Regions from separate parts of the Homo sapiens genome. Here regions 2 and 3 are each linked to region 1. The links are chromatin loops, found by intact Hi-C in ENCODE. Cell type or tissue: K562. All regions are shown on one strand.

Region 1 (8,000 bases):
GCACTTTGGGAGGCTGAGGTGGGTGGATCACCTGATGTCTGGAGTTTGAGACCAGCCTGGCCAACATGGTGAAACCCCATCTCTACTAAAAGTACAAAAATTAGCCAGGTGTGGTGGTGGGTGCCTGTAATCCCAGCTACTTGGGAGGCTGAGGCAGGAGAATCTCTTGAACCCAGGGGGCGGAGGTTGCAGTGAGCCGAGATTGCACCATTGCACTCCAACTTGGGCAACAAGAGCAAAACTCTGTCTCAAAAAAAAAAAAAAAAAAGAATCTAAATTACTTTCCTCCCCACCCGGACCTTTCCTAAGGGACTGTACCCTCCCTGACCCCATGGTTAGCCCATGACTCTGATGGATGGAGGCAAAAAAGATAATCACTGGAGGTCTCTAGTGATAGACCAAAGGGCTCTGTTTTTTGTTTGTTTGTTTGCTTTTGAGATGGAATTTCGCTCTCATCATCCAGGCTGGAGTGCAGTGGCGCCATCTCAGCTCACTGCAACCTCTGCCTCCCAGGTTCAAGCAATTCTCCTGCCTCAGCCTCCCGAGTAGCTGGGATGACAGGCACATGCCACCATGCCCGGCTAAGTTTTGTATTTTTAGTACAGACAGGGTTTCACCATGTTGGCCAGGCTGGTCTCGAACTCCTGACCTCAGGTGATGTACCCGCCTCGGCCTCCCAAAGTTCTGGGATTACAGGCGTGAGCCACCACGCTCGGCCGTGGCTCTGTTCTTACCCCTGTCATGTTGATCATTTCCCCAATCTGGACCAGAACACAGGCCCGCTCATAAAATTTGCAGCTGCCACAGCAGCAGAATTAATGCTTTGTGCAATAGAAGTGGGACTTTTAAAATGCTTTCAAGACTAGACGGCTGGATGGGGGCCAAGAAGATGACCTTTAACCAGCATAATGTAAGGTCTTGCGTGCGTTTCCGAAGAACTCATTGTGTGAGTACCAGACAGGGGAGGGAGGGCTGGCTGGACAGCAGTTCATGGGAAAAAGCTCTCGTGCATTTGCAGTGAATAACATAGCTCTTGGAAACATAAATGCCTCTAGTAATGCAGACTGCATTACTAGAGATGGAGTGTCTAGGAAACTGGAGATGACAGTACCTTTCAGCTTGGTGGTTGTCAGTCCAAACAGTGAGCATGGTTCTAGTTCTGGTCCACACACTTTTTAAGAGGGATAATGACAGGCCAGGTGCGGTGGCTCACGCCTGTAATCCCAGCACTTTGGGAGGCCAAGGCAGGCGGATCACGTGTCCGGCTAAATTTTGTATTTTTAGTAGACAGGGTTTCACCATGTTGGCCAGGCTGGTCTCGAACTCCTGACCTCGTGATCTGCCTGCCTCGGCCTCCCAAAGTGCTGGGATTACAGGGGTGAGCCACTGCATCTGGCTGGGAACAGGTATGTTTTAAAACCTGGAGGGCAGGCACGGCGCGGTGGCTCATGCCTATAATCCCAGCACTTTGGGAGGCCGAGGTGGGTGGATCACGAGGTCAGGAGTTTGAGACCAGCCTGGCCAACATGGTGAAACCCCATCTCTACTAAAAATACAAAAATTAGCTGGGCATGGTGGCAGGTGCCTGTAATCCCAGCTACTCGGGAGGCTGAGGCAGGAGAATTGCCTAAACCCAGGAAGCAGAGGTTGCAGTGAGCCCAGATCGCGCCACTGCACTCCAGCCAGCCCGGGAGACAGAGACTCCATCTTAGAAAAAAAAAAAACCTAGAGGGCAGGAGGAGCAGCTCAGGTATTGGAGCTGGGAGCTGGAACCTCGAAGAAACCAGGGCAATTAGGCTCTCCAACTCCCTCTCCTACTTCCTCTCTTGCCACAAAACAACATTCTCTGCTTCTTGGGGCACCGGTCAGGAAATGCTGGCTCCCCACTAAACTGTTCCAGACTTGGGGTAGGACTGCAGGTAGGGTATAAGAAATGGGGCAGGGCAAGGAAGCCAGGAAGAGTAAGGACAGGCAGGCAGGGGCCAGACAGGCGGGGCCGATTCTTTAAGAACAATTCAACAGATACCTGGGGCCCCTGCCCAGCTTAGAGCTGGAATGTGGCTCCTCAAAACCCCAAGGGTCCTGCCTTTTCTAGTCCCTCCCTTCCTCTCCTGAGAGTTGACCACTCTGGAGATTTGGGGGTTTTGCTTGCTTTTCTTATCCAAATAAATAGAGGGTTCTTTTTTGCCTGCCTTGATTGTTTTCTTTCTTTCTTTCTTTTTTTTTGCTGAACAGATGTTTGTGAGGTTTGTTGTCGTTGTTGTTTTGTTTTTAGTAGAGATGGGGTTTCACCATCTTGCCCAAGCTGGTCTTGAACTCCTGGCCTCAAATGATCTGCCTGCTTTGGTCTCCCAAAGAGCTAGGATTGCTGGCATGAAACACCATGCCTGGCCCTGTGGGGTGTTTTAAGGTTGACATGCGTAGCTGAGGAGAGGCAAGGCTGGTCCAGGACCTCCAGTCCCCTTCAGGGAATGGAGTGACAGTGAGAAAAGCCAGCGCGGCATCCATCCTGGACATCTTGGTAGAGCCCTCTCCCTGGACAGCCTGGCCAAATACAGGAGAGAAGGCGGCAGGCTCCCTGAGGAGAAGGAAGAGATAGTCAGTGGTGGAAAACTGGCAGAAACTTCTCCACCACTTCATCCGCGGAGATGATCCTCCGGACCCTGGCATTCACGTTGGTGGTTCCACCTACAGATGCCTGAGCCAAGCCCACGGGTTTCGACCCCAGCTCCACCCCTTCGGCCAAGCAGTCACTGGGCCTGGTGGACAAGGTCTACCCTGAGGGTTCTGGGAGTGAAGGGCTGGGCTGGGGAAGGTGGCTCTGGGCCCTCTGGATAGAGCAGGAGCAACCAAGTGGCTAGACAATGTGCCCAGGGCCGGGGCATGGGTTGGGGGGGTGCCTGAGCAGGAGAGCCAGAGGGCCAGGGAATAGTAGCTCTGGGGAGCTGTGTCTGGGAGCCACATCTGGGTGTGGGGGGACAGCTTTATAGGCCCAGCTCAGAAGGGTCCCACAGTGACCTAGGCCCTCTGGGATCTGGGATGGAGTGGGACTGCCTCAAAGCTGTCATTGTCGCTCCCTCACCCGCCTGACTGTCTGGGACTTAAAATAGCAGGAGCACAGCGGATCTCCTGAGAAGTTTCTGGCAAAGAGGTTTAGGGGGGGAGGGTGTGAGTCGCCGCTGGGAACTCTTGAGTTTGAAGCTCCCAAAGCCCAGCTGCTCCACCCCTGCCCCCAGGGAGCCTAGAATCCATGGGCGGGGCAGGTGGGGGGTCCTCTGTTCCCTCCCTGTCCTGCTGTGGGAGTGGGGAGACTGGGTCCTGCCCCAGCTCTGCCATGGAAGCACCGGCTAGATGGCTGGGCCAAGTCCTGCCCCCTTCGGACCTCAGTTTCCCAGATGTACCAGGAGTTGCGGACCTCAACATCTGCTGAGAGGTCCCTGGAGTTCATGGCAGGTGGTCCCAGTACAGACACCCAGAGTCAGACAGCCATGGGCTGAAATCCCAGTTCCACTCCTACTGGCTGAGTGGCTCTGAGCAAGTCCTCCCAGCTCTCCGGGTGAGTTTCTTCACCTGTAAATTAACAATGAAACCAAGTCCTGCTCGTTCCAAGCTTCAGATTGCGCTATCCGGTAAGGATCCTGGCAGCTCCTGGGCAACTGCCCCCCAGCCCCAGCCTCCACCCCATCCTCAGATGGCACATTTTGTGCTGCCAGGAATGTTAACAGCAACGTGACCCCACTTTTAATGCCATGTACTTTACACACACTACCTCTGGCTTCCACGCCCTGGAGGACAGAGCTGGCTACTGTCCCCAGCGCTCTCCTGGGACATCCTTAACCTCAGTACTGGCCACTCCTGGACGGAAGGGGTATTGGCTCCTGAGGGGGCCCTCTTGGGCATCTACCGTGTGCCAGGCCCTGTGCTTGGCTCACCCCTGGAGTCCTGTGGGGCAGGGCTGATGCTCCCGGTTGTGCAGATGGGGAGACAGGCTCGTTGCTCCCCTGTATCAAAGAGGTGCAGGGACCCCTTGCAGTTCGCAGTCCGCAGGGCGCGGGGCCGGGCTCTGGGCCGCGCGGTGCGTGTGGCTGGCGCGCCCTCTAGTGGCCGCTCTGCCTGCCGTGTTGCCCCGCGCGAGAGCTGCCCTAGAGTGGACGCGCAGCCGCTGGCGCGGGAAGTCCCTTCTCCCAGCCCGCCGCGGTCCCGCCTGCTGCGGCTCCACCTCCGCCGAACTGCAAGCGGTCTGGCCTGCCTGTCAGTCCTCGTGGCTTCGCAGGGACCCCACCATGGCCGCACGCCCCGCCCCGATTACCATGGAGACCGCCTGTACACAGTTTCCTCTTTCCTCTGCCCAGTCCTGGGGTCCCGCGGCCGCCTAGGAGGGAGCCCGCCGGGGCGGGGCGGGGCCGGGTGCCCATGAACAGCGGGGTCCCGGCCACGCTGGCCGTGCGGAGAGTGAAATTCTTCGGCCAGCACGGCGGGGAGGTGAGGTCCAGCGGGCTCTGCCCAGACTCCCGGCTTTGGATGCAGAGTGGTTCCTGGTTCTGTGTAGTGGGGGTTCCAGAATGTTCTCTGGGCAGTGGCTCAGGACATTGAGTCCAGAGTAGACTTTGCTAACCCAAGAAGGATCGAAGTAGGTTCTCAGCTCCAGTGCCGGGCCCCAGCTCCAGAGCAGCTCTAGGTTCTAAGCTCTGCCTGTAAAAAGAGCCCCGGGCTCTGGGCTCTGCCTCGAGAGGGGCACAAAGCTCCCTGCTGACTCTGGTGTTTTCTGGGGCCCTGGCTCTAAAGTGAACTCAGAACTTAGAGTAGATTCTGGACTCTCCGTTGTCAGCTGCGGCTCTGGAATGGGCTCTTAGCTCTGGGGTTCCAGGCTCTGGTTCCAGAGAAGGCTCTTGCCTCCAACTGCAGGCTCTGGCTTTACGGGACTCGAGAGAGGGCCCAGTGGGTCCCGGGTTCTGGGCTCTGGTGGTGGAGTGAGGCTTGAAGTCAAGCTCCAACCCCAGGCTCTTGGGGGGCAGTGTTTAGGGGTCAGAGATGAGCGGACAGGGGTTTCTTCCCCAGAATGGGACCGCTTTTGTGCTGTTTCTAGGTCAACTCTTCTGCCTTCTCCCCTGATGGCCAGATGCTGCTCACAGGCTCAGAAGATGGCTGCGTGTATGGCTGGGAGACCCGGAGTGGGCAGCTGCTGTGGAGGCTGGGTGGCCACACAGGTGGGGCTCCCACACCTGGCCGGGAAGACCGAGGCACAAGGGTCTGGCATGCTGCAGAGCTGACTGCAGTGACCTCCGATGAGCTGGGCACGGGTGCAAGGCAGGGCTGGGCAGGTTGGGAGATGGGACGAGATATCTGGGTGCTGGGGCTTAGACTCTAACAGGCCTGGACTCAGCCTTCTTTAAAAACACACACACACACACACATACATACAAAAACAACTGTAATGTAACACAGTAATACTTACTGTTGCATCCTTTTTTGTGTGTGACAGAGTCGCTCTCTGTCACCCAGGCTGGACAACCTCGGCTCACTGCAACCCCCGCCTCCTGGGTTCAAGCAATTCTCTGCCTCAGCCTCTCGAGTAGCTGGAATTATAGACACCTGCTACCACACCCAGCTAATTTTTTTGTATCTTTAGTAGAGACGGGGTTTCACCATCTTGGCCAGGCTGGTCTTGAACTCCTGACCTCGTGATCCACCCACCTCGGCCTCCCAAAGTGCTGGGATTAAAGGCGTGAGCCACTGCACCGGCTTTGTTGTGTCCATTTTTAAGTGTACAGTTCAGAGAATCCAGTACCTTCACATTGTCGTGACACCAATCTCCAGAGCTCTTCCTCTTGCAGAACTGAACCTCTGTCCCCACTAAACAAGTCCCCAATCTCCCTCCTCCCAGCCCCTGACAACCACTGTTTTTCTTTTTGTCTCGATGAATCTGACCTCTCTGGGTGCCTCTAAGTGGAGTCACACAGTATTTGTCTTTTTGTGACTGGCTTATTTCACTTAGCATGATGTACTTAAGGTTCAGCCATGTCGTGCTTACCACTGTTTTGACTGTGATCTTGGTCAAGTCCTGTCACCTCGCTGAGCCATTTCCACTGGCACGATGCAAGCAAAGTACCTAGCACACAGTAAGGACTCAATAGATATAACTATTGTAATTATTATTCAGGAGACAAGAAAAAATATCAGGCAATTACAGGCAGTCTGGTTAATGCTGCAAGGAGGGAAAATCAGGGGCTGGAGCTCAAAGGAGGCAGTGAACCTAGGCAGCGGTTGTTAGGGCAAGTTTCTGGGAGGTCCCTACTTTGACTTGGGGATTGATTTTTCAGATGAGCACTGAGGTTGGGTGCTCCAAGGCTGACAGCCCAGCCCAGGCCAAGGCATGGAAATCCAGGCATTTCTGGGAAGCTGGAGTTTGGGTGAGGGGAGGCTGGCGACGAGGCTGGAGAAATTAGCAAGGATTGGACTGCGTGGGCAGAAGTGGCGGGCAGTGCTCTGTCCCCTGACTGTGGCCACCCGCCCAGGCCCCGTGAAGTTCTGCCGCTTCTCCCCTGATGGCCACCTCTTCGCCAGCGCCTCCTGTGACTGCACTGTCCGCCTGTGGGATGTGGCAAGAGCGAAGTGTCTGCGGGTCCTGAAGGGTGAGTGAGCTGGGAGCCAAGCAGCCAGGCCAGCGTTCCCTTTCAGATGGTGCTGTGTCCTGTGTCACGTCACCTTTCCACCTTCCCCGACCCCGGGCTGGTGCCTGCAGGTCACCAACGGAGTGTGGAGACGGTCAGCTTCAGCCCTGACTCGAGACAGCTGGCATCAGGTGGCTGGGACAAGCGGGTGATGCTCTGGGATGTGCAGGTACGTTGAGGGGCTGGGGCCACCAGTCTGGGATTCAAGGACCAGTTCCAGAGAGGATGTCACCAGTCTTGCCCTCCCAGCTCAAACCCTCCACTGGTTCCCATGGCCCATGCCCACAGCAGGCAACCAAGGCTGCCCCCACCTGGCCACAGCCGCCTCTCCAGGCTTCCTTGCACACAGCAGCCCTCAGGCTTTTTGCACGAGGTCCCCCTTTCCTGGACTGTCAAGGCCAGGTAGCCGGCTGCCCTCTGCTGCCTTCTGCAGCTCAGGGCTCTCTCTAGTCCGGCCAGATGCTGCGCCTCTTAGTTGGGCACCGTGACTCCATCCAGAGCAGCGACTTCTCACCCACGGTGAACTGCCTGGTGAGCCTACCCTCTGCCCTGGGCCCCACCTCAGTGGCCCCATACCCACTTGGAGCTGAGTGGTGGGAAGGGGATGGACTCTGGGTCCCGCCTAGATGCAGAGTGGGTGGAGAGCTGGCTGGGCCAGACTCACAGAAGCTGCCTGCAGGCCACCGGCTCCTGGGACTCCACCGTACACATCTGGGACCTGCGGATGGTGACCCCAGCAGTCTCCCACCAGGCGCTAGAGGGACACAGTGCCAACATCAGCTGCCTGTGCTATTCAGCATCCGGCCTCCTGGTAAGTGGGGTGTCCTGGGTTCCAGGCTGGTCCCTTGCTGGCAGCCAGGCCCTTAAGGGTCCCAGGCCACTTAGGGGCCCAGTGAGCTCACAGGCCCCAAACCCTGGGGATCAGAGCTGTCTGCTGTCCAGGCATCCGGCTCCTGGGACAAGACCATCCACATCTGGAAGCCCACAACCAGCAGCCTGCTTATCCAACTGAAGGGCCATGTCACCTGGGTGAAGAGCATAGCCTTCTCTCCCGACGAGCTGTGGCTGGCCAGCGCCGGCTATTCCCGCATGGTAACCACCCCGGGCCCATCCTGCTCCTACCTACCCATCCTCACCCCACCAGGAGCCCTCAGCACTCACTCCAGAAATGCCCACATCCCCACTTGCCCTAGCTAGGAGGGGGCAAGGGCAGGACCTGGGTGCCAGCCTCTCTTCCTAATGGCCAGCACCAAGGTTAGGGCTGGCCCATTGGTAGTTGCATTGACATTTCCATGACCCAAATGGCATCAGGCAAAAGGGAACTCCTGC
Region 2 (8,000 bases), 520 kb after region 1:
TGAGGAGACAGGCCAGGGAATCCTGGAAAGGTGCCTCCTCTGACACCGGTCAGCAGGGCAGTTGCCAGGGAGGGCCTGCGCTGGACTTGCCAGGAGCACAAGGACCACCTGTGCACAGGGCAGACACTCAGAGCCCTTTTTGGTGGTTGTTACTATTTATCTTTTTTTTTTTTTTTTTTAGACAGGGTCTTGCTCTATCACCCAGGCTGGAGTGCAGTGGTAAGATCATGGCTCACTGCAGCCTCGACCTCCCAGGCTCAAGTGATCCTCCCACCCCAGCCTCCTGAGTAGCTGGGACTACAGGTGCATGCCGCCACGCCTGGCTAATTTTTTTGTATTTTTTATAGGTGGGGTCTCGCTATATTGCCTAAGCTGGTCTTCAACTCCTGGGCTTAAGCTATCCTCCTGCCTCAGCCTCCAAAAGTGCTGAGATTACCGGTGTGAGCTACCGCGCCTGGACATTATTAATCTTTTATTGTTATAATAGCTTAATGGGAGAAGAAAAGATTGTGGTCTATGCATGTATGAAAATTAAGAAGATCATGTTGTAGATTGATTTGCAGGATTTTTTAAAGGCGCCCTGCCTTTTTTCCTCAGCGGGGTTCTTGAGCATCCATCGGTGATCGGTGGTCGCTTCTCGCAAATCTTCTGTTTCATTTATTTTGGTTGCTAAGTAGGGAGATCCACCTTTATCTGGGTGATTCAAAATCACGATTCTCCTGTGAGCTGCTCTAATCTTAGCCTTGCCAGCAGGTGAACTTACACCTAAAATAACACTAGCTTTTCTCCTACTCATTTTCTGTTCAAATCCTCCTTTGTAATAGGATGACAGGCTAGGAGTTCAAAGGTTCTCTACTGCTTCTGTGATCCTTGTTCTAGAGGTTTCCAGGACTGCGACGCACAGCGACCTGCAAAGGCAAGAGCAGCAGCACCCAGCCCTGCAGCTGTCACAGTTCTTGCCAGTCCCTGCTGGTTGGTATCTGCGTCTGACTGAGGCATTTGGCCAAGGGCGGCAAGTACTCAGTGGGGTGCAGCCCCTTGATGGCAGGGGTGATGCCACCATGGACAGCCAAGAGAACCCATTTTTTTATTTTATTCTAGATTCAGGAGGTACCTGTGCTTGTTTGTTACATGGGTATTACATGCATAATGATGGGGTTGGGTTCCTAGCCTACCCATCACCCAAATATTGGACACTGTACCCAGGAGGCAGTTTATCAACTAACAGGCTGGGTTGTGAGCTCAAGTCCCTTTCCACTGTGGTCATAAACAGTAACCACAGTGGAGTGATTCCTGACACATGATGCCTTTCTGGGTCCAGATACTTTCATCCCTATGTGCCCCACCCTACACGCCTCTTTGTCACTCATGCCTGCCGCTGCCCAGCCTTCTTCCCTGGCCCAGGCTCTGGATTGCCCAAACCTCCTGAGGGGCCCTTGGCAAATGTCTCTTTTGTGTTGTGCGTGTGTGTGTGGCAGGGTCTCACTTTGTCGCCCAGGCTGGAGTGCAGTGGCACAATCTCGGCTCACTGCAACCTCTGCCTCTTGGGTTCAAGCGATTCTCCTGCCTCAGCCTCCTGAGAAGCTGGGACTACAGGTACACGCCACCATGCCTGGCTAATTTTTGTGCTTTTGGTAGAGACAGTGTTTCACCATGTTGGCCAGGCTGGTCTCGAACTCCTGACCTCAAGTGATCTACCCGCCTTGGCTTCCCAAAGTGCTGGGATTACAGGTGTGAGCCACCGCGCCTGGCTGGGAAATGTCTCTTAAACCTGTCCCCCGCTGCCACAGCCAGTTTTTCCACCTCCACAATCACGACTGACTCCTAGTCTCCCTGCCTCCCTCTCACCCCTTCTCCTAGGTGCCCTTAGAATTCATCAAGTCTGGCCAGGCACGGTAGCTCACACCTGTAATCCCAGAAATTTGGGAAGCCGAGGTGGGTGGATCACCTGAGGTCAGGAATTCGAGACCAGCCTGACCAACATGGAGAAACCCCGTATCTACTAAAAATACAAAATTAGCTGGGCGTGTTGGTGAATGCCTATAATCCCAGCTACTCGAGAGGCTGAGGCAGGAGAATCACTTGAACCCGGGAGGCGTAGGTTGCAGTGAGCCAAGATCACGCCATTGCACTCCAGCCCGGGCAACAAGAGCAAAACTCCACCTCAAAAACAAACAAACAAAAAAATTCATCAAGTCTGAGCAGATTCCTCTTCTGCCTAAAATCTTCTCTTTTCTACCTGGGTTCTGTCCTGCCTTTTCAGCCACATGCCTCTGGTCCTTCTCCTTCCCCTCCAGCCAGCCCCACTCCAGCCACTGAGAACTATCACCTTTCCCAAAGTGCTGCCCTTTGCCGGCCTCTAAGCCTTTGCTGATGCCCAGATCTGACTGCCTCCCCCACAGTCCTTCCTCCTGCCTCAGATGGCCCTTCTGGAGGAAAACCCCAGGTGCCCCCTCCTGCCTCCCTCCTCAGTGAGGCCTCACCCCCATCCCTCCCTCTCCAGAGCAGTGTCTCCCTGGAGCCTGTGCTCCTAGGGGAGGGCATGCCTCCAAATGGCAGGTGTCCCTAATGTTTGCAGATGGGGATGGATGAGAGGCAGAAAGTAGCCCTTCAGGGCGGGGATTCCACCATCTTTTCCTTCCAAATTCAGGCCCTGCTGGGACAGGAACTATCCCTGTCGTGGTCCAGGGCCAGGTAGTTCTTCACGTCCTCTGGGAAGACAGAGTGCCCCAAAGCCCTTGATCTCCAGTGGGTAGAATTAGGTGGGGCAGAGGCTGTGCCACACCAGGTCACACCTCTCCTGTGTCTGCTCCCACCCCACCAAGCACAGGGCCGGGATGAGGATGCCTGGAGCCCAGCTCAGTGCCTGCCTGGGTTGCAGCCCTGATCACACCAAAGTGTCTTGTCTGTTTGCAGCCCTTTATCTGGCTAGCAGGGTTTAATTTTACTCTGGGAAGGTGGGATTTTTGTCCCTATTTACTTATTATTTTCGAATTTATTATCTTTAGGTGGCATCTACAAATCGGCGTCCTCTGAGGGCAACAGCGCCCCGTTCTGCTAGAAATCCCGAGATTTGCAGCCACTGCAGCACGCTGCCTCTGCGGCTTCTCCGCACCATCCCCGACCCCTTCCCCCGCGAGTCTGCCGTCGGCCAGTTTCCTCCCAGGCCCCGGCTTTGCTGTTCCTTGGGTGACATCTTGTGGCCAAGGACAGGTACAAACCATTGGCTGAAAAGGAGGAGCAAAGGCAGCCCTCAGCCCTCTCTGGAGGAGCCTTGGGGCGCCTTCGAGGATGCCCAGGAGGGCAGGGGGCTCCTGAACAGGGAATCGGCTCTCAGACCCCGAATGGGCTTGCACCAAGCCCTTCATGAGACAGCTGTGGCTGGAGCCCAGAATTCACCCAGGCCCCCCGAGGCAGACACACCAGGTTCCTCTCTGCCCACCCTGCGTTGTGGCAAATAATCATTATTCCCGATATAAAGCTTTTCTCTAGCAGCCCAACGACAAGGTTATTATTCCAATCTTACAGATGCAGCAACAGCCCTGAGCCACAGCCAGTGACCTGAGCCCAGCCCACAGGTGCCAACACTGTAAGATCTCACTGGACACAGTCCTGAGAACTGTGGGAGCCACCTGTCCCATTCTCTGGGAAGGTGCTCTGGGGAGGCGCCTGTGTTGTTAGTCATGGCCATGCCTCGAGTTCCAAAACCTTCTTCATGGCCTGGCATGGTGGCTCACGCCTGTAATCCCAGCACTTCGGGAGGCCAAGGCGGGCGGATCACTTGAGGTCAGGAGTTGAGATCAGCCTGGCCAACATGGTGAAACCCTGTCTCTACTAGAAACACAGAAGTTAGGCCGGGTGGTGGTTCACACCTGTAATTTCAGCACTTCGGGAGGCTGAGGCGGGCAGATCACCTGAGGTCAGGAGTTCAAGACCAGCCTGGCCAACATGGTGAAACCCCATCTCTACTAAAAATACAAAATTAGCTGGGCATGGTGGCGCGTGCCTGTAAACCCAGCTACTTGGGAGGCTGAGGCAAGAGAATCACTTGAACCCGGGGGGTGAAGGTTGCAGTGAGCCGAGATCTCGCCATTGCACTCCAGCCTCGGCAACAACAGTGAAACTCCATCTCCAGAAAAAAAAAAAAAAAAAAAAAGAAACACAAAAGTTAGCCTTGGTGTGGTGGCGTGCACCTATAATCTCAGCTACCTGGGGGGCTGAGGCAGGAGAATCGCTTGAACCTGGGGGGTGGAGGTTGCAGTGAGCCGAGATTGCACCACCACACTCCAGCCTGGGTGACAGCGAGACTCCGTGTGCAGGCCCGGGGCTGACGCTTCCCACATGACGTCACAGAGCCTTCACCTGGTAGTGGGCATTGTAAGGGCTGCACTTCACAGATGAGGAAGCCGAGGCTCAGACATGCAAAGGGGTTTATTCAAAGCCACATAGAAAATGCATGGCAGAGCCAGGATCCAAATCCAGGTCTAGAGGATGCCCAAATCTGTACTTTTAGCTACTGAGGGATCCTGTCTGCCCTCTGCAAAACCAGCCCCACAGCATTGTGAGGGCTCATGTGAACTGGGGAGCAAACTGTAGAGGATGGTGCCCACAGCAGGTCCTTATTATCCTGATCCTGGTGTTTACTTCCCATGTGCACTCGAGTCCGTCAAGGGCAGGGCCAGACACCCGGGCATCTGTAGTGCCAGCATGAAGCCTGGTGCCCAGCCGGCATCAGCAGATCAGATTGAATTTGAGCTGCCAGAGCAGGGAAGACCTGCTTTTCCACACGGGGCCCAGGGCCACTTCCCAGTGTCAAGGTCATGGTAAGGACAGACCGACAGTCTCCACCTCCTGATTCAGGAGGAGAAGGGGTGGGTGACCCACGCCTCCTCTTTGCAGCAGGCTGGCACCTGGGCTCGCAGGCAGGGCCCAGAGGGAGGAGGCCTGGCGCTGAGGATCCGCCGCAGGCCCGGGAGGAAGCAGCAGGGCAGGCGGAATATAAATGCGGCTGTGAAGGCAGAGGAACAGATGAGGGAAAGCCTCCAGGTGATTGGGTGGAGAGGCCCCGCCAGGGCGGATGCCTCCTCTCTGTGCACAGACTGAGCCCATGATGAAGATGAATGGAAACCCCTTTGCTGGAAAACATGTGGGTAATCAAGAAGGCTACCGGTGCCGAGGGGCCCTCCCACCTGCCCGGAGCAGGGGAATATTAGGATTTGGAATTTCAGCAGCAGCCACATAGTTAGCACGGAAACTAGGCAAAACTGATATGCAGCCACCATTACAGGATAAATGGTGCAGGGCGCCTGGTAGCTTGGCAGGAGTTAGTGGACTCCAACTGCAGCTGTGGGAATCAGGCAGCTGCTTTCACAAAAGAAAGGCAGCCCGGGTTGGTGAAGACCCAGGGCCCAGCTTCCCACCCCTCCGTAGGGTGGCGTTAGCCACCAGACTTTCCTGCTGGTGGTTGTGGGATTCTCTTCAAGGCTGGTTCAGGGAGGGGATGGGAGATTGTTCTGGGGGTTTCTTAGCATTTGCCAACAAAAACTGAGCTTGCAGCGTTCAGCTCCCACCTGGGAGGCAGGACTGATGAAGACACTGTGTCTCCATCTTTCCAGACCAACAAAATCCCAATTTTTCTCAATATGTCCACGGCAGAGCGATACGTGATTATTTGGTCGCATGCACGGTGGACCAGGAAGAGAGGTTTGCTGAGTCAATGAATACTGTCGACAAGTTTGCAGGGGGCATGTTTAACTCACTTCAGGTGCTCTGGAAGCATTCGCACGATGGCTAAGCTAATTACAAATCACGCCTATTTATTCATTAAACAGGGCTTGGGGGAAATTCAAAGAGGCAACACTGCCTTAACATCATTCAATTTGCAGTCTGTGATTAAACGGAACACAGCTGCAAGACTCCAGAAATGTTGCTAATTTCTGCCTTTTCCCTGGTTCGGACTGACTTGTTCTCTGGGGGCTACACCTGTCCTTAAGTGGGGTCTTGTCATCCTTCAGCCCCTCAGCGGCTCACTGGCTGCTTGTGATGCTGGGCAAGTGCCTTCACTAGCCTGTGTCTCAGTTTCCTCATCTGTAAAGCGGGCTCACGAGCTCCTGGCTGCCAGGATTCCTGCAAGGAATAAGGGACACGTTGGATGTTCAGTGTTCCTTCTGGAACCCTGCTAATAGCTGTGTGCTGAAGTGTCCTTCTATGTCTTCCTCCTTGGCCCTTGTACACACATAGGCTGTCACAAAGACAGAGGCCCCAGGGTTCCCCAGACAGCCCATGACAAGCAAAGGCTGTAGCTGCTGCTCCCTTAGGGCTCCAGCATGGAGCCTGGCAGGCAGAGGCTCCTTGCCCAGCGCTGGCTGGAACCGGCCTGCTGCCTCCATTCTAGGTTGGGTCTTGAATAATCCCACATCCAAGGTAACCCCTCAATCCTGAGCAAACTGAGATGGTTGGTCACCTTACCCAAGAGGGAAGGCTAGATTCTCAGGGTCCTGGACAGTCCCAGGCAAACCAGGACCATTGGTCACCCTGCTCTTGGTGCCCTTGAAACTCCTCTTATCGGAGTTCCTAAAAATAGAGCTAACTTTACCTTCAATCCCTGGAAACATCTGGGAGGCCCAAGGGTTATTCATTATCATCAATAAATTATAAGAGCCAAACAGCCAACGTTTGCTTAGCATTTTCCGATTCATGAAGTGCTTTCAGTGTGTGGGATGTTTCGGATCTTCCTTTCCACGTGCTGAGTACCCACTGCTGGTGTGGGACATGTGAGTTCAGCAGCTGTGGGAGGAGCAGAGGGATCTGTCCCTTGTCCCCTGTGAGGCCATGGAGCTGGCAGCTCCTTGGATTCTTCCATCCTCAGCTCAGTGCCTAGTTCCTGTCCCTTGATTCTGTCATTCTTGTTAGACATTCTCCCATGTCTAGAAAGGATCCCCAGCCAGGAAATAAAATATTAGCTTGAACCCTATGCCATGTCCCTTTTTATAGATCTCAAGCAGATGAATACGGGACATTTCACAGGGTTCCTCCTAATAGAGTACTGGTAATGTTCAGACCCAGGAGCAACATGAGGCACCTAGCTTCTCTGAGCTTCAGTTTCTCATCTGAAAGACGGGGATCTTAATTGTTTCTGCTTCCCCATGTTGCTGATGGAATTGAGTGATCCACGGAGGGATTTCAGCAGTGGTAGGCGCTCTCTCCATTGCAGCGTTTGCTTTGGGCTTTGCATCTATGTGTGTCCTTTGTGTTTCCGGGTTGACTGGTCAGCGGCTGATAAACATTTGTTGAATGAAGGAGTGGAAGTAAATGCATTTGTCTTCCTCCCATTGGTGTTTCCCAAATGACCTTGAACTCAGACGGGCTCTTCCTCTGCCCCACTTCCTTTGGAAGCCTCCCGGTAAAACACCCCGTTTCCCATGGCTCCCCATGGAGGGCCTGATGGGTTTGGAGACATGTTTCCATCCCCCCTATGGTTTCTAAAACATACAAATCATTCTGGCTGCACGTCTGTGTTTCATTACTAGGAATGCACATTTGAAAACAACAGAGGGTGAGGTTTAAAAGCAACATGCAATTTTTATTACATATATCTCCAAATCTGCCATTAGGCCCGTCCCCGTGGTGTTATTGACCTTGATTCTTTCTCATTTGCATCCTGCATTTTTCATCCTTTGGAATATGGTGTTTTGGGACTTCTCCATCATTAAGTGGATTTACAGCAATTTCCCTGTGTGTTTTCTCCAAGGGATTCTGTTATGAGATGCACATTAAATCTCCATTAATACCTCATTATCCGACTGATAAGATTACCATGATAATGAGGCAGAAATTCTAATTGTTTCACTTCTTATTGTGCCTTCCATTTAATCCTTTACTCTACCTGGAAGTTGGTCACGAGCTGGGGAGCACCAGGCAGAAAAAGACCTTCTGATTGGAGGACCGGAGGCTGGGACCACTGTGACCAATAGTGATTGGGGAAAGAAAGGAGGTGAAAT
Region 3 (8,000 bases), 57 kb before region 1:
TGGCTACAAAAGTTCCTAAAAAACCTACTCCCATTTTCTGTAATGACTGTATCACAGGCTGCTATTAAGCATTTTGAACCTGTGCTGCTCAGCAGATCGCACATTGAGTGGCATGGCTGGAAACACCATCCTTCTCCTCTCCTCCAGATCATAGCACAGGCTGCTCCCTTTACTTCACATGTCCTTTCCTGGGCATCTTTGCCTAATTAGTGCTCCTCCTACAGAGCTCGGACTGAACAAAACTTCCTCCTGGCAGCCTTTCCTGATCCACACCTGCGCCCGGAAAAGATCAGCACCCATCATTAATGATCTGGTCAACTGTGTGGCACTACCTGTGCCCCTGATTCTGGCACCTATGTGTCACTGCCTCTGTCCCCTGATCTAGGCACATGTGTGTTACTACCCGTGTCCCTGATCTAGGCTCCAGTGTGTCACTGCCTCTGTCCCCTGATCTAGGCTCCTGTGTGTCACTACCTGTGCCCCGATCTAGGCTCCTGTGTGTCACTGTGTCCCTGATTTAGGCACCTGTGTGTCACTACCTGTGTCCCCTGATCTGGATGCCTATGTGTCACTACCTTTGTCCCCAGATCTGGGCACCTGTGTGTTGCTGTGTCCTTGGCAGTCTGTGAGAGACCAGGGTGCCCCTTGGTCTTGCTTATCACTCTCCTCAGTGCCTGGCTGAGTAAGCATGTGCTGGCCTGGAGGAGGGTGGCAGGGGCAGATCATGGAGGGGTCAGATGCCAGACTCAGGAGATGAGAAGCCACATGTGGGCAGTGGGGAGACACAGAGGGTCATCTCGCAAGGGAGGGACCCTCGCCAAAGCCAGTGTTGGTGGCCATGAAGGCAGCAGAGTGAAGCTGGGATCTTCCCATGTAGCCCCTAGGAGGAGCCATCAGTGCTGCTGGGCTTCATGAAGCCCTCTCTGTGTCCACACAGTGCTGAGCTCTGTCCATACACTGCTGCTCCTTACTACGGCCCTATTGTCCCATTTCTTAACACAGAAAACTGAGGCACAGAAATGTCTATGCGCATGATTCTCAAATTGTGTTCCAGAGCCCCAGGGGTCCCATGCAGACCCTCGGGGCCAAAGCCAGGTTGTGGGAAAGCAGAGAAGCCACTGAGCCTATCTTTGCTTCCAGCACAGCCTCCCGCCCCCGTCTCTGTTTTAGAGATCAGCTTCTGCTCAAAGAAAAGCTCCCTGGCTTAAAACAGTTTGAGACCCCCTGGGAAGGTGGGAGTAAAACTGTTTTGGAAACAGCCAGCCAGGACCAGGCAGGAGCACTGGCCTGTGCAGGCCCTGGGAAATGCCGGAGGGCTCAGGGTGGGGCTGTGCGTGAGGGTGGGCCCGAGGAACTGCCCTTCCCAAGAAGCCAGGGAAGGCTGGTTTCCCAACCAGCCCCTTGTGCCAATGTCTCCCTGACACTCTGGCATTTTGGCCATCTGGAGGGAGTGTTATATCCTGATGAGGCGTGACAGAGGAGAGGGAGAGGGGGAGCTGTAGGGCAGAGCCCTGGGCTGGGCAAGGGAGGCCCAGCAGCTGCTCCAGGTCCTGCTGCTGACCTGTTGTGCAAGGCCCTCCCTCTCTCGGCTGCCATTTCCCCGTCTGACCATGACACAGGAGCCATAAAGCATGATAGGAAAGAGACGGTGATTCATGATATCTCCCCTGCCGAATGTTGGGAAAGAGACGTGGATTTATATGAATTTGGGTTCTGCTCCTGGTTCTACCGTTGAACAGCTGGGTGGCCTTGGGCAAGTCACTTGCCCCCTCTGAACTGCATCCATCTGTAAAATGAGGGTGAAAGTTGTCCATACCTGGTGTTAGTTTGGGCCACCAGAAGCAGGCTCTGAAGCCAGAGATTCATGTGCAAGTGATTTATTTTGAAAATATTCCTGAGCTGGGCGTGGTGGCTCATCCCTCTAATCCCAGTGCTTTGGGAGGCTGAGGCAGGAGGATCACTTGAGGCCAAGGTGGGAAGATCATTGTTCAAGACCAGCTGGAATAACGTAGTAAGATCCCATCTCTACAAAACATAAAACACTTAACTAGGCAGGATGGTGCACACCTGTAGTCCTAGCTACTCCAGAGGCTGAGGTGGGAGGATTGCTTGAGCTCAGTAGTTCGAGGCTGCAGTGAGCTAGGATCATGCCACTGCACTCTTTCCTGGGTGACAGAGTCTCTGAAAAACAAACAAACAAGAAAAGAAAATACTCCCCAGAGAAACTGGAAATGAAGTGGGAGACGCAGGGTGGGGAGAAGAGGGTATCCAAGTGAGGGTGTGGTCTTGGGAAAAGTGCCAGCCTCAGTCACATCCCCAGAGGATCTCTGGAGTGGGGACAACAGCTCAATTCATCCCCACTGGGGCTAGTGAGTTGGGATTATAGATGTCCATGTCACTAGATCATTGCCTCAAGGCAGCTGCAAGAGGACGTATACTCCCTGGCACTTTGGGGGCGAAGCAACTCTAAAGAGAGTCACAGATGCAGGCACATGGAAGCCAGGGACGGGCACAAAATCTAGTAAGAGGGATCTCAGAAGATCCGGACAAACTCCTCCAGTGCCCACTACACACCTCACGAGGTTGTTACAATGATTAATTGGTATAACTCCTTAAAGCCCCTAGCACAGCGCCTGGCACGTGGTAAGGGCTCAGAAGATGGAACCTGTGGTTTTTCTTGTGATTATTAGCAGGCTGGGGCTGGTGAGTGCTCAGGGCCCATGCCAGCCACTCTGAGGCTCTGGGGTTGTGGAGTTCTTTTTAATTTTAATTATTATTATTATTCTTTTTTTTGGAAGAGAGCCTCACTCTGTCACCCAGGCTGGAGTGCAGTGGCGTGATCTCGGCTCACTGCAACCCCCACCTTCTGGGTTCAAGCAATTCTCCTGCCTCAGCCTCCCAAGTAGCTGGGACTACAGGCACACACCACTGTGCCTGGCTAATTTTTGTATTTTTAGTAGAGATGGTGTTTCACCATGTTGGCCAGACTGGTCTTGAACTTCTGACCTCAGGTGATCCACCCGCCTGGGCCTCCCAAAGTGCTGGGATTACAGGCGTGAGCCACAGCGCCTGGCCCAGGTTCTGGAGTTCTCAATTGCAGCAGGGTTCCTTTTACCCTCTGTGTCTGGCCGGCCATGTGCTGCACTCTTTGCCTAACCATCCCCCTTCCCCGGGCAGCTGCAGTCCATGGTGGATCTCCTGGAGGGCACCCTGTACAGCATGGACTTGATGAAGGTGCACGCCTACGTCCACAAGGTGGCCTCCCAGATGAACACACTGGAAGAGGTAAGGGCGGGGCTGCCGCCAGAGGCCAGGCTGCTCTGGTGCTGGGGGCCAAGGGCACTGTCCGAAGGGGCCCCGGCAATCCAGGCTTCACCCTGGTGACCATGGGAAGCCAGACTCCAGCCAGGAGCTGGGGGAGGGAAATGCAGGCCACAGGGTCCAGCCTCTGGGGAAGAGGTCTAACTGGCTCAAGGGCCTGCAGGAAGCTGAAGTCTGAGTGGAGAAACCGAGGCACCTGCTGGTTGTATGAAAGGGGTTCAGAGGGAGCTGGAACTTGCAGTTGCCCCCAGTGCACCAAGATCAGGACCCACAATTCTGGGGGTACCATTCGCACAAGATTCCTTGGTGGCTGGGCATGGTGGCTCAGTGGCCTGGCGCAGTGCCTCACACCTGTAATCCCAGCACTTTGGGAGGCCGAGGCAGGCGGATCACTTGAGGCCAGAAGTTTGAGACCAGCTTGGCCAATATGATGAAACCCCATCTCTACTAAAAATACAAAAATTAGGCGTGGTGGTATGTGCCTGTAATCCCAGCTACTCAGTAGGCTGAGGCAGGAGAATCACTTGAACCTGGGAAGCGGAGGTTGCAGTGAACCGAGATCGTGCCACAGCCTGGGCGACAGAGCAAGACTGTCTCAAAATAAAAAATAAGATACCTTGTCGGAGTGCCCCCCCTGGGTTGGTAAAACATGGCAGGACTGACCGAGCCCACTGGGCTAGTGCCCAGCTGCTGTGGAGGCAGAGGTGCTGCGTGTCCTGCCCTGGTCAGGGTGAATGTGCTATAGGACTGGGCAGGGGACCAGGACTGCCCCTGGGGACAAGGACAGAGTTGGGCGAGCATGGGGGTCCAAGCTGCAGGTTCGAGGTTTGTATCTCTGCTGGCGCAGCCTCACCTCCGCCTGTTTCCTGCATCCGGCCTCTGTTGGGCCACTGGGAGTCTGGGGACATACAGCTGCCAGGAGCGGGCGTGGGGGCTTCCTTTCCCAGCTTCCTTTACAGAGGGAGGGGGCACCTGGGCATCCTGTGCCCCAGAGTAGGAGATTAACCCCTTCCTCACCCCAAAGTTGGGATCACAGTGGCTTTAAGTATTCGAAAAGTGTTTGGTATGTACCTACTATTGGCCAAGCCCCTGGCAGCAGGGGAGAAAGCTGACACTTGGTGAATTTCTTCTGTGTCCCAGTATTTCCTGTGCAGCTAGTACATTCCAGGCCCTCCCGTTACTGGCTCTGAAGTTATTCTCCTTTGATCTTTCCTCTTGTAACCTCAGGAAATGTCAACCCACTTCATGTAACTCTGAGCCAGATGATCCGGAGGGTATATCAGCTAGGCCTGGAACCAACCAGAGATGGTTTCCACAGCCACAGAAAAATGACTTTTTAATTATCTCCTGTTTTGCATTATCTTGCATTGCTCCTGTTAACCATGGTTTACTAAGTGATAACCTTATGGAAAAATTAAAAGCAAAAAGCTTTTGTTCACCCTGGGAGGAGGTGGGGAGAGAACAGCCTCACTTGGGAGAGGCTGGCTCCCTCTGCCAAAGGGAAAAACCTCCCGGGGGATAAGCAGCAACTTGGGGTCTCAGCTTCCCTCTGCTCTCTTCCCTGACACCAATAGTTCTCAACCAGGGGTGACTTTGCCCCCAGGGGAAAGCTGGCAATAGCTGGAGACATTTTTGGTTGTCACAACTTAAGTGGGGGACAGGATGGGTGCTACTGGGATTCTACTGGTTAGAGGCCAGAGATTTGGCTAAATACCCTACAATACACAGGACAGTCCCCAAAAGCAAACAGCTATCTGGCAAATGTCAATAGTGATGAGGCTGAGAAAATCTGTCATACACTTTGACTTCTGTCATCCCTGGGATCTAGTTTTTTGATTGTTTGTTTGTTTTTTTGAGACAGGGTCTCACTCTGTAGGCCAGGGTAGAGTGCAGCCTCAATCCCCCAGGATCAACTGATCCTCCCACCACAGCCTCCCAAGTAGCTGGGACTGCAGGTACACACCACCACACTCAGCTAGTTTTTTGTGTTTTTTGTAGAGATGGGGCTTTACCATGTTGCTCATGCTGGTCTTAAATTTCTGGGCTCAAGCGATCCTCCTGCCTTGGCCTCCCAAGGTGCTGGGATTACAGGCATGAGCCACTGCACCCAGCCCCTGGAATCTAGTTTAAAATGCACTGTCATATTCCATAGACTTTTTGGTCCTCACAGTGACCCTGCCATTTAGTTGTTAGTATGATGACATAATAGCCCACTTTTCAGGCAGGGAAACTGAGGCTTGGAGAAGTAGCTACTGGCCCAAAGTTACCCAGCCAGGAAGTAGAGAGCAAGGATTTGAATCCAAGGGTATCCGACTCCTGCCTGCTGCCTCTTGGTCCCTGAACATGAGTCACCCAGGGATGACTGGACGTCAATCACTTTTAGGTTATCTTTTCCTCTGTAACAATTTCTACAAATGAAATTCTGGACCCATAATTCTGTTGCTCCGCGGCTTCTCAGCAAACTGGTGCTTTCTGCCTCTGACTTCTGTCTGTCCTGCTTTAGCTGAAAAGTATACTCAGACGAAAGAATCCCAGATCTACTAGAGCTTTGGCGAACTGGGACTGATACCTGCCAGGCCCCCCAGGTTTCCAAGTCCTCTCCAGTGAACAAGGCCAGCTTGGGTGACAGCCCAGCAAAGGAGATCCCTAGATAGCGGGAGGTTCACAGAGCGAGGGGCATTATGGTTCTAAGCAGTCTGTCTGCTCCTGGCAGGATTCAGAACCAGGAGTAGATCCAGGAGCTGGTGTGGGAGCTGCTAAAAGTAGGCAAGGAGCCAGAGCCCCAGCAAGGGGAGATGAGGCAGGGAAGGAGAACAGCCCTGGGAGTAAAGGCAGGGCTCAGTGCTGGGAGAGGAGCCGGCACGGCCCAGGAGAGAAGCTGGAGACTTGCAGGGAGCAGAGATTCACCCTCAGCAAAACCCCAAAGGGTTCCACTCCATCTACACTGTTTGAAGATTTTATAAGCAGAAGATATTTATGTATTATGTATACAATTTTAAAGTAATTTTAAAGTAGCAAAAGATTGGAAGCAACTTAAGTAACCATCCATAATGGGCAGGGGTGGTGGCTCACGCCTGTAATCCCAGCACTTTGCAAGGCTGTGGTGGGTGGATCACTTGAGGTCAGGAGTTCAAGACCAGCCTGCCCAACATGGCGAAATCCCGTCTCTACTAAAAATACGAAAATTAGCCAGGCATGGAGGCACGCGCCTGTAGTCACAGCTACTCAGGAGGCTAGGTAGGAGAATCACTTGAGCCCGGGAGGAAGAGGTTGTCGCAGTGAATTGCTTGCAGTGAGCCAAGATCGCACCACTGCCCTCCAAGCTGGGCAACAGAGTGAGACTCTGTCTCAAAAAAAAAAGTAACCATCAAAAAGGGACTGGGCGGCTGGGTGCAGTGGCTCACACCTGTAATCCCAGCACTTTGGGAGGCCAAGGCGGGCGGATCACTTGAGGCCAGGAGTTCCAGACCAGCCTGGCCCACATGATGAAACCGTGTCTCTATTAAAAACACAAAAAATTAGCCGGGCATGTGGTGGGTGCCTGTAGTCCCAGCTACTCAAAAAAAAAAAAAAGAAAGAAAGAAAAAGAAAAAGAAAAAATAAGGGACTGGGTAAATAAATTATGGCCTTTAAGCAATGGTGTACTGTGTGGCCATGAGAAGGAACGGAGCACTATATATGCAGATATGCATCAGTTCCCAAAATAGGCTGTTCAGCAAAAAAGAAAAGTGGTAAAAATATGTGTGTATGTATACATGTGTTCCCGTAAATATACAGACTCTCTTTAGAAGGATATACAAGGAACCTATAATAACTGTTGGCACTGAGAAATAAAGGTGGGAGGGTGACTTTTTATAGCCGTTGATATCTTTTACATTTAGTACCATGCACATGTATTATCTATTTTTTTAATTCCTTCACTTTTTAAATTTAAAAAGTTCATAAACACAGGGTCTCTTGGAGCCTATTTTTCCTGCTCATGCTCACTGCGGCCGCCCCTAGCCCGTTCGGGGGACTGGGCAGCAAAGCCTAATGACCAAAGCTGGGGTGTCCCTCCAGGCTAGGGGTTCAGAGGAAGCTGGCCCAGGAAAGACCTCCAATCCTGCCCCCTCCGCAGAGCATCAAGGCCAACCTGAGCCGGGAGAATGAGGTGGTGAAGGACAGCGTGCGCCACCTCAGTGAGCAGTTGAGGCACTATGAGAATCACTCTGCCATCATGCTGGGCATCAAGAAGGAGCTGTCCCGCCTGGGCCTCCAGCTGCTGCAGAAGGATGCCGCCGCCGCCCCTGCCACCCCTGCCACGGGCACTGGTAGCAAGGCCCAGGTGAGGCCCCAGCTCTGATCATGGGGCCGGAGCTGGCTGAACTTGGGAGCTCAGTGTGCCAGGACGTTGGCCCTGTGGATCAGCTCGATGGGGGTTTGGGGCTGTAAGATGGGGTTGAGGACTGGCACAGCCAGAGAGTCCCTGGCAGGGTGAGGTGCAGGGGATACCTGCTGTACAGCAAGCACAGTCAGCACAGGGAATGGGGGATAGGCCTGGGGATCCTGCCAAGGGGGCTGGTCCCTAAGCCAGGTGTTTGGCATCCTTCTCATTCCCAAGCTTGAAACTAGTAGGGACAAGCTTGTGGAGGTGGTGCCCCCTGCCTGGCCCTCAGAGACCAGGTTGGCTGCAGCAAAAC

What was found. A loop is a pair of places that touch in the nucleus more often than their neighbours do. Peaks named below come from ENCODE experiments on the same cell type or tissue, not always from the same donor. Only the 100,000 strongest peaks of a DNase experiment are listed, where the experiment ranks them.
Region 2: a loop joins it to region 1, with 6 times the contacts of the local background. A loop is called at or near these places in 27 of 110 quality-filtered maps.
Region 3: a loop joins it to region 1, with 9 times the contacts of the local background. A loop is called at or near these places in 13 of 110 quality-filtered maps.

The regions. Positions count from the first base shown.
Region 1 is chr9:124,849,119-124,857,118 of GRCh38, forward strand. WDR38 (WD repeat domain 38) reads left to right here and starts at 4,342. Exons shown (of 9, transcript NM_001045476.3): 1 at 4,342-4,482; 2 at 5,087-5,207; 3 at 6,516-6,632; 4 at 6,743-6,840; 5 at 7,122-7,202; 6 at 7,351-7,482; 7 at 7,614-7,763. The coding sequence starts at 4,414. RefSeq lists silencers at 4,394-4,443, 6,647-6,815. In K562, CTCF peaks have their summits at 4,088 (motif pointing left) and 7,011 (motif pointing left); DNase peaks (open chromatin) are centred at 3,863, 4,193, 7,013, 7,367 and 1 weaker place; H3K4me3 peaks cover 1,031 bases.
Region 2 is chr9:125,371,706-125,379,705 of GRCh38, forward strand. No RefSeq gene overlaps it. Among named protein-coding and RNA genes, the nearest start is that of GAPVD1, 110 kb to the left of the region's middle. In K562, a CTCF peak has its summit at 3,199 (motif pointing left); a DNase peak (open chromatin) is centred at 3,176; H3K4me3 peaks cover 259 bases.
Region 3 is chr9:124,791,847-124,799,846 of GRCh38, forward strand. OLFML2A (olfactomedin like 2A) reads left to right here. Exons shown (of 8, transcript NM_182487.4): 3 at 3,178-3,285; 4 at 7,439-7,645. Among named protein-coding and RNA genes, the nearest start is that of OLFML2A, 19 kb to the left of the region's middle. RefSeq lists enhancers at 7,081-7,595, 7,596-8,000. In K562, a CTCF peak has its summit at 3,248 (motif pointing right); a DNase peak (open chromatin) is centred at 3,255; H3K27me3 peaks cover 1,336 bases.